Regions from separate parts of the Homo sapiens genome. Here region 1 is linked to region 2. The links are chromatin contacts, found by Hi-C or POLR2A ChIA-PET in ENCODE. All regions are on one chromosome and are shown on one strand. Each heading gives the region's core, a stretch centred on a gene start or an enhancer-like site at or near the end of the contact. The rest is flanking DNA. Distances are from core to core; before and after follow the strand shown. Region 1 overlaps FOXP4-AS1 (FOXP4 antisense RNA 1). Region 2 holds the start of TREM1 (triggering receptor expressed on myeloid cells 1).

What was found. Hi-C counts contacts between places; a loop is a spot of excess contacts on that map. ChIA-PET counts read pairs that join two places held with the same protein, here RNA polymerase II (POLR2A). Pooled maps may share reads with other maps.
Region 1: a pooled map shows a loop between it and region 2 (2.9-fold over the local background). The contact joins the enhancer-like site here to the promoter of TREM1 in region 2. A Hi-C loop is called at or near these places in 8 of 50 pooled maps. POLR2A ChIA-PET finds 5 or more read pairs at or near these places in 2 of 52 experiments (GM10248 and OCI-LY7).

Annotation. Positions count from the first base shown.
Region 1 is chr6:41,529,289-41,533,716 of GRCh38, reverse strand. The region is part of intron 1 of FOXP4-AS1 (FOXP4 antisense RNA 1); the gene reads left to right. Among named protein-coding and RNA genes, the nearest start is that of FOXP4, 15 kb to the left of the region's middle. RefSeq lists enhancers at 926-1,494, 1,381-1,740, 1,495-2,065. Within about 2 kb of position 1,421, at least 6 of the 41 ENCODE cell types and tissues checked have a DNase peak (open chromatin) inside an H3K27ac peak, as active enhancers do.
Region 2 is chr6:41,284,747-41,289,730 of GRCh38, reverse strand. It overlaps TREM1 (triggering receptor expressed on myeloid cells 1), which reads left to right and starts at 3,049. Exons shown (of 4, transcript NM_018643.5): 1 at 3,049-3,124. The coding sequence starts at 3,076. RefSeq lists a silencer at 975-1,064.

The DNA of each region.
Region 1 (4,428 bases), core at 172-2,671, 250 kb before region 2:
CAAGGTCAGGGAGGGTGGGTGGAGGCAATCAGATGTGAAGGACAGATGCTGAGTTCCTTTCCAGGATGATGATTTGTGGGTACTGAGCATGTGTGTTCTGGTACATACAAATACACAGACACTTCACACATTCCCTGTCTCACACACGTTTTCACACTCCCATAGTCACCTCCATCTTCACTACCACCATCTCATACTCACATACATGCACAGTCTCGTGGTTTCTCACTTTTTTTTCTTTTTTTTTTTGAGATGGAGTCTGGCTCTGTCACCCAGGCTGGAGTGCAGTGGCACGATCTCAGCTCACTGCAACCTCTGCCTCCCTGGTTCTGGTGATTCTCCTGCCTCAGCCTCCCAAGTAGCTGGGATTACAACCATGCACCACCACACCCAGCTAATTTTTGTACTTTTTTAGTAGAGACAGGGTTTCACCATGTTGGCCAGGCTAGTCTCGAACTCCTGACCTCAGGTGATCTGCCCGCCTTGGCCTCCCAAAGTGCTAGGATTACAGGTGTTAGCCACCGCGTCCAGCTGGCTTCTCACATTTTTTCATGCACTCTCAAGCTTGCACAACATATTCATATGCACAACATGTTCATACATACCTCTATTAGTTTCCTGGGACTGCCACAACAAAGTATCACACACTGGGTAGCTTAAAACAACAGGAATTTATTGTATCAGTTTTGGAGGCCAGAAGTCCAAAAGCAAGGTTCCTTCTGAGACTTGTGGGGAAGGGCCTTTCCTTGCCTTTGCTGGCTTCTGGTAGCCCCAGGTATTCTTCGGTTTGGAGGTGCATCACTCCAGCCTCTGCCTCCATCTGTCTCTGTGTCTTCACATGGACATCTTATAAGGACACTAGTCATAATGCATGAGGGCCACTCTATTCCAGTAGGGACTCATCCTAACTGATTACATCTGCAATGATACTGGTTCCAAATAAAATCATATTCGGAGGTTCTGGGGTTAGGACTTCAATATATCTTTTTTGGGGAGGAGCACAATTCAACCCAAAATACCACCTACAGCCATAAAATCTCACATACATAGGCCATACTGCCATAGTGACACAGATATAAAACACACAATCCCATAGTCACAAAAATCACACACTCCCATATACACTTTCAGGATCAGACACTCCCATGGTCCCCCCACATGCACGCATACACACACATGGCGAGGTCATCACATACACACTCCTTTAGTTTCCCAGTCTTACAGCCCTACACACCCCCTCCAGTCACACCCCTTCGCACACCCTCCTGCCCCCGCCTCACTCCCAGAGGCCACCCTGTGGAGGTCATGCTCAGAGACCCGGCACATTTGCAGCCTCGCACTTGGCTCATACATCTCACATCCTCTCCCACCCACACAGTCTCTCCCCTCTGACTCCTCCGCCCAGCTCACCAGTTCCCGCACCAACCCTCATGGCAAGGAGGCAACAGACTGGCTCTGTTCCACTCCAGCGGGGGCACCAGGTGGCTCCCCCCTTGTCCTCTGGAATCTGATGCCCCCACAAGCCTGCCTTTTCAGGCTCCCACGCTTCCCTCTCAGGGACAGACAGACAGAAACATCCACACACTCTCATGCTCACACACGCGCCCCTCCGGCAGCCCCACGGCAGCAGTCTGTTCCTCATTATGGGCCAATGCGCCTGTTTACTCACCCAGCTGGAGATGGTTAGAGAGTGATAAATAATGAAAGAGAAAACAGGCTTTTCCCCTCTGTGGCTTCTATTTATGTAATATGTGTCACTGTGCATTCACAGACTTTGTTTCGGAGCTGGTTGCAGGAAATAGTTTATTTTTTCCGGACGGTGGCTTAAGGGGTGGGGAGGTGGGGGGCAGGGTTTGGGTTTCTGATCTCACGCCCATAGGAGTTTCGGAATCTGGCTCCCAGAGTCCTCTTCCCCTGGTGCCTCCTCTCCTCGCCTCCCCTGACATCCCCGGGGTGGGCATCATGGCTAGAGGCTGCCTCAGAACCAGGTTCTCCCACTCCACCTATTTGGAATGGGCTGGGGTGGTTGGGGGCCCCTCCCAGCTGCCTCTGAAACCTCCCAGACAGATGGGCTTGTTTTAAGAGCCAGACAGCTTGAGGCTGGACTCCCAGAAAGGAGGCAGTTGGACAGGGTCTTCCTAGGTAGCCTGCACCTGTTGTTGGGGGAGGATGCAAAAGGATTAATTCTATAAAATAAGAAAAAAAAAGATCCATACCTCATGTTCACTTAGCACTTTCATCCCCGTGGTCTCTCTGAGGCCTCACAACTTTTAATGGCTGCTTCCCAGGTGAGAGAACTGGAGGAGGGCTTGCCATGGTCTGTGCAACTGGCTGATGAGGAGCCAGAACTTCACACTCAGGCCTCTGAGTCCAGAAGAGCCTCACACACCCCACTGCCTCCTCCTCCCAAGGATGCCTCCCTTGGTAAAGTTCTGGTTGCCCTCACTCATTCTAAGGTGATGGGAGTAGTTATAAGGGTGTGGGGGTTGGAATTTGGGGAATGGTGAGTCATCAGAGGTCTGAGAAGTGTCCCCTTCTCCACCCTTTCCTAAACATTAAGGTGAGCCTCCTTTGGGTGACAAGCCAGGGAAGGAAGAAGCAGCAGAAGGCTGCCCTGCTCCCCAACCCCCAGTGCAGGGAGGCTCTTGGGAAGCTGGAAGGGCACCTGCCCCCACCTGAGCCTGTCTTTTTGAGTGCCAGGGCAGGGAGACAATGTCTTTGTTTGACATGGAGCCCTGGTTGTATCCCAGGCCACCTGCTGGGGGGACCCAGAGGTTCTGACCTTTGAGGAATATAGCATCCACTATGGAAAATGGGCCCAGAAGCCCCCAACTCCTGCAGACTGTGGGGGATGAATATATACAGGTGCCATGGGATTAAGGTGCAGGGCAGAATCCTGCCCAGTGACCTCGGGGTTCTTGCAGGGAGCATCCCACAGGAATCTCCTGGCTGCGGGGTGAAGCAGCCACCTTCCCAAGACAAGGACTTTAAACACGGTCTGACAAACAAGAGCACATATGGGCCAAGGGCAAAAGAGAAAAAGTGCTAAGGAGGCGGTTTTCTAATTTAGTGGGTGTCAGATTCACAGGGGAGCTTATTAAATGCGGATCCCCAGGCTCCTTTCCTGGCGTTGATTCAGCAGGTCGGGGGGGTGGGGGGCAGGAATCAGCATGGTTAGCAAGTTCCTGAGAGTTCTTGGACTGGTGGTTTCCCAAAGACTGGGAGACAACAGTGCCCTATGTGGGCCCTGGAGGCAACCCCCCTGCCCAACGCATAAAGATGAGATGCAAGCATCATGGTTAGGTCAGGAGGGAATTTGACTTCCCCCAAAGAGTGAGAATGATTTGGTTGGAGAATGATAAAATTTATTTGGTCCAAAGGAAGGGAGGGAGGAAGAGAGGAAGGAAAATATAATTTACCAATACCTATATGTGCCAAGCTGTTACATGATGCTTTTCGTTTTGCTTTGTGCTTTTGTTTTTCAGAGACAGGGTCTTGCTATGTGGCCCAGGCTGGAGTGCAGTGGCACAATCAAATCATAGCGCACTGCAGCCTCGAATTCCTGGGCTCAAGCGATTCTCCTGCCTCAGCCTTCCGAGTAGCTGGGACTACAGGTGCATGCCACCATGCCTGGCTGTTACACGACATTTTTACCTGGCTGCTTTGACTTTTTGACATTCATATCCATTTTTGGAACCTAAAACGCTGTCAACATTCTATTTCTTATTACCAAGTAATGCTCATACAGACATACCCGCCACAGCCCGAGTCAAAACTTTGTGTCAGCTGGGATGTTGTGCACACCTTGGAGCATCTACCACATGCCAGGCATTGTGCTTTGCATGTACTGCTTTGTTTTTCACTGCACCGCAACACCGACAGGCAATACTATTCCCATTTTACTGATGAGGACAGCAAGGGTCAGAGAGGTTTAGTCACTTGCCTAAGGCCACCCGGCTACATCAACCCTGGCAACAGGAAGAGCTGGTGCTTTTGTTTTTTTACTGATCCAGGGAGAGGCCCTATTAGGGAGGTAGAGGGACTGAATCCAGATCCTGCTTTATAGCCCCCTCTCCAGGACTCCCTCCCTCCCACTCTGGAATGGAGAGGTGGATGGAGAGGCACCCTCTCTGCCACTCACTCAACCCCTCTGCCTTTGGGACCCTATGGACTCTCATACAGCCCACCCAGCTTGCACCCTGAGCTCTCTCCCAAGAAGCTGAGCACCTGGGGTCTCAGGCACTCCCTTCCAATTCAGTCCCTGGAGCACTTATGGCTCTGAGGGAGTCCCCGGAGGGGGGCTGAAAGAGGTGGGGGAGCTTAAGGAGCACCTTTCCTGGGCTTCCAGGAGCCTCTTACATCCCTATCCCCTTGGCAGAATGGGTGTATCACAACTGGAGGGTGGGGGTGTATGGGGACGGCAGAGCT
Region 2 (4,984 bases), core at 1,800-4,299:
AGCACCAGGGTCACACTATCCTCAGAGATCTGTGTTCCAGTTCCATGTGGGCCCCTCCTCTGAGCCAGAAAAGAAGATATTTTATATGCAATCTCATTGTTAAAAAATGTTACACATATATTCTAGCTAGGTTAGATTAACCAATCTTTATTAAGGAAGAAACTGCTAATTTACCCCATAGTGAAGATCGAGACCTACTGACTTGGGGCAGTGACTTATTGAAGACAAAACAAAACAGAATAATATTGGTATTATTTCATTAATTGTATCAATGTTGAAACTGTATTGATTTCATAATAGCTCTGAAGATGAAGTTTGGCAAATATGGAAAGGTTCATGGTACCCAAAGACTAAATCTTCCTAGTGCTAGAGGCCACCCTATGAGCAAGCATGGAAATGGGACATGTGACCCAGCCTTAGTAAAATTAACAGGAACCATAGGTCACAAATGACAGTGCTCTTCTATGAGAAGCCTTAAGAAATAATATCTTGTTGGGAGCAGTAGCTTGAGAATTTAAAGAGACCCTAATAGTTAGGCAGGAATATCGTCCTGCCTATTCAGCCTGAAGAAGTTACTGATCGGGTCATTAAACTCCTCAGAAAAATAAAGTGGTAAGGATTAGAGAATGCTGCCATGTGCTGCACAAGGAAGTTTTGGTCCATGACAGACTGCATATATGGTGGAGGTCCCATAAGATTATAATGTCATAATACCGTATTGTTACTATGCCTCTTCTATGTTTAGATACACAAATACTTACTATTGTGTTACAAATGCCTACAGTATTGAGGACTGTAACATACTGTGCAGGCTTGCAGCCTAGGAATATGCTTTACTTTGATTTATGTTCAAGTATCATTCTCCCTTAGATTTTGTGAGGTTGAAAGGTATTTGTCTAAACTGGATGTGAATGGAGAGGGGGCCTCCGGAGAGCAAAGGGCCCTCTGTTCCCCTTCCTAATATTAATAGGCTATACCATACAGCCTAGGTGTACAGTAGGCTGTGCCATGTTAAGTTCGTGTAAGTGCACTCCATGATGTTCCTGCAACACAAAATCACCTAGCAACACATTTCTCAGAATGTATCTGTCATTAAGTGACACGTGACTATTTGCACTGTTGACCTCAAGTACACAAATAGATCAGACAAGTGGAGAAAGACCTCATTCTACTTCATTCTAATTTAAATGCAGGTGCTGTCCGTAGTTAGGAAAATGTGAAGGAGCAATCAGCCTCCAGTGATATTCAAGTCTAATTAAAAATTCTTCTTGGACTGTTTAGTTCAAAGCTCCCTCTTAATCTTCCAGGAGCTTAATCCTCCACACAAAGTATATGAAGACACAAAAATGTAGAAAGTATGTGAAATAGCTATTATTTAAGTGTGGAATATTAATTTTGTTGTAAGGAGGGGATTTATTCACTGAAATAAACTTTATTAATTTGACTCATCGCCACAGAAGTCACGTAGGCTCCTCTCTGAGTCAGAAAATGTCAAGAGCTTTCTGTCTATTTTTCCTCTTTAGGGACTGCTTGAGTACAGCAAAAGGAGGGGCCAGCAGATTTCAGTTCAAGCATGTTTGAAGCCTGTTTTCCGACATTATTTGTAGAACAAAAAATAAACATAGTAAAATCTCCACTACAAATGATCTCTATAAAGTGTAATAACATGATTTAAGTTTATGTATTATTTTCTATATTTTATAAATTGCTGCATTGAACAGCTTTAATAAAAAAAATTAAAGTTAGCCTTGAAAATTTTTTTGGTTGTTGTTTGTTTTAATTTACAGACATGATAGTACCTTTTAGCTGTTCCTATACTTGAGTAGCAATCAATTTGGGTGTAAAATATTAGGGTCATAATGTTCTTTATACCTCATCCCACTCTCTCATGGTATTTGTTACTCAGAGAAGAAATCTGAGTCCTGATTATTTCAATTCCTTTGAAGAAACCAAGTTATTTTTTTGTTTATTTAGCAGTAGGAATCTTTTTATTTAAATTTAAAAATTTTCACCTGGAAACTTCCTATTCTAGGTCTCACTTTGTGAATTTTTTCCTTGCCCATGTTGAACTCTCAACCTCCAATTTTAGATTTCTTCTCAGACCTGGAAAGCATATTTTTTAAGATAAAATTTTTAATCTTGCTTGTGATCCACCATTCCATTTTATGCTTTAAGGACATCTCTGATTTGTAGATTGGAATTCTGTGATTTGTCCTCCCTTAAATTTCTGAGCTCTTCTAAATGTCTTTATTCATTTCACATTTGGGAATATTTCTGAAGTGAATCCTCTCCATTATTGATTTGATTTTCACACTGTCAAATCTGTCTTTTCTTGCTTCTAGTACAAAACCTGCTGGATTTTTTCTTCTTGCTTCAGCGTCTTGAACCAAGTTTCCTTTTTAAATCTAAGTCTGTTCTTGTTGGGTGGTGGCAGTGTCCTCTCAAATTGTTTCTGGGGTCCCTACACCCCCGTGAGCTCCCAGGCCATGTCTGTGGCAATGCTGAAGGACAAATGCAGGGTGTGGCCCTCCTGGTGATGAAGAGGAGGTGCACCCCAGGTCACCAGAAGCCAAGAGAACCCACGGGGCTGAGCAGGGCAGGATGAAGCAACATGTTCTCACAAAAACCCTGAAGATGAGATACGATTGTCGCAGCCTCTCCCTATGTGGGCCTGACTCTCTTCACTACACTAAACTGGATGTGAATGGAGAGGGGGCCTCTGGAGAGCAAAGGGCCCTCTGTTCCCCTTCCTAATATGAATGCCTTACTTTGATTTACATTCAAGTATCATTCTCCCTTAGATTTTGTAAGGTTGAAAGGTAATTGTCATTATTACCACAGAAAGGAAAACTGGAGTTCAAAGAAACTTAACTGAGAAGTGAGTCTTGGTCTCTGTATTATTGTGTTGATGTCAGGAGTCAGAGCAACTGGTGATGAAACAGAACCCAAACTCAGTGACTCCCAGGAATGGCCTCATATCCTGTTGTGCAACTTTCCGAAGCCTCTAGGTCATTGTGGTGCCTTGTAGCTGTCCCGGGAGCCCTCAGCAGCAGTTGGAGCTGGTGCACAGGAAGGATGAGGAAGACCAGGCTCTGGGGGCTGCTGTGGATGCTCTTTGTCTCAGGTAAGACAAGGAAGAGGACTGAGCAGGGGAGGCGTTTGGTCCAGGATCTCGGGGAGCCCTTTTCTGTTGAAGCTTCAGAGCACAGGGCCATCCAAGATAGAGCCAACCAGTAGTTATGGCAGACCGTGCTGCTCTACCCAGAATTGGGAGAACATGCAGTGTCTGCACACAAAAGTAAAAGAAGGAGAGAGTCAGGGAAAAAAGATGTCTGTGCATGTCGATGTTGTTAGAGACATGCAAAGCCTAGTATGGGAATAATGATAGAGTAGATCTCATCATGGCATGATCTACAATAAGTTTATTTGATGTTGAAATTTTTTTCTTATATTCCATCATGATGTGTTTGATGTTGACAATCTGTTAAACCCAAAAGACAGAATTGATTTAACAAATATTTCCCAGGGGTCTACTATGGGACAGCAAATATACTACTGCTGAGGACACAGACGTGACCAGAAGAGGCTGGTGCTCATTTTGGTGGAGGTGATCATCCCAGCTCTCCATGGCACGCTGGGGTTGGAGGGCACAGTTGCTGAGGCTCAGCAGAGCCGGCGCATGCCCCAGCTCTTTCTTGTGTCTCCTCTTACGATCCGCACAGCTCACATCTGCACCCAAACCAGAAGCATGCGGGCTTTATTCACTCCTCCTCCTAATCCTTATGAATAACAGGAGGAAAGTGTCAATATGAGTTAAAAGCGAGGCTTGCCTTGGGAAGGCATGAAAAATCAGGGAGAGGTATCCTCCTGGGCTCTCTACTTTGAGCAAAGTCATGGACAACTGCCTTGAAGAGCCTGTGCTCAGACATTGCTCTGGGTCTTCTTGGAGCTGGGGTGATAATCTAGATGGGCAGAAGGGAGTTAGCTCCTCATGGACAAGTGCATTTCCTTGTGTTTGATTCATGTTTTTCTGAAGGAGAACTGGGAGATGGCAGAGGGCTGAAGGTTATGTACCTGTGTGAGAGAAAACCAGTGGTATATATTTCATTGTGCCCTGTGGGGATAGGTTAGGGGTTAACCTCAATGCTCCTTGCAACTGGATACTTATTCACACTTGGGCCAGGACTTCTCTAATCCCTATCAGACTGTGTTGGACCATGTAGCTCAGTGCTTTAGGTGGAACCAGAGTCCTTGGGTTTGAATCCTGGCTCTAGTACTTAACTATGGTGAGACTTTGGGCAAATCACTTAATCTGTCTGTGCCTCAGTTTCCTTATCTATAAAATGGGGAGAATAATGGTGTCAACTTTTTACTTTATAAAGATTAAATAAGATAGTCTTTAAAAACCCTTAGCACATAATACTTAATAGGTAGTATTTGCTACCCTTTTAATTAACATATTCAAAGGAATTCCCTTCTTGCAATTGTGCACAGACAGCTCAGCAGCCTTCATTTCTTATTGTCTCCTTCCTTCTGTGAGAGACAGGCAAGTTTGCAAACTCAGTCACCTGTAACTCCCACCTTCCCTGGGGAGCTGGCAAATAAAAGAGATTTATCTGTAACATTAACTTCAGAGGTTAGGGCTTCAGTGGTGGCAACTTGAGGATGGAGTCTGTGTGTCTTCCAAAGAGCCCAGCACAGTGCCTATGATAGAGAAGTCTCCCAGCCAGTCTGATGAGTGAGTGAACAAATGAGGGAACCAGGCTTGGTTTCAGACAACACTCAGCCTCTGGTCAACAGTCTCTTGGAGGCACATTCCTGACTGGAGTGTGTGGGAGTTGCCCAAGAGGTCTGTTTCCGAGGTTTCCCTAGAAACTGGAGTCTGCTCCCAGAAGAACTGGCTTTCAAGACTGATTTCACCTTTAAACTCCTTGTGAGTCCCTGAGTTGAGTCTTCCTAAGGTCAGGCAGATCTGTTGGCCTAT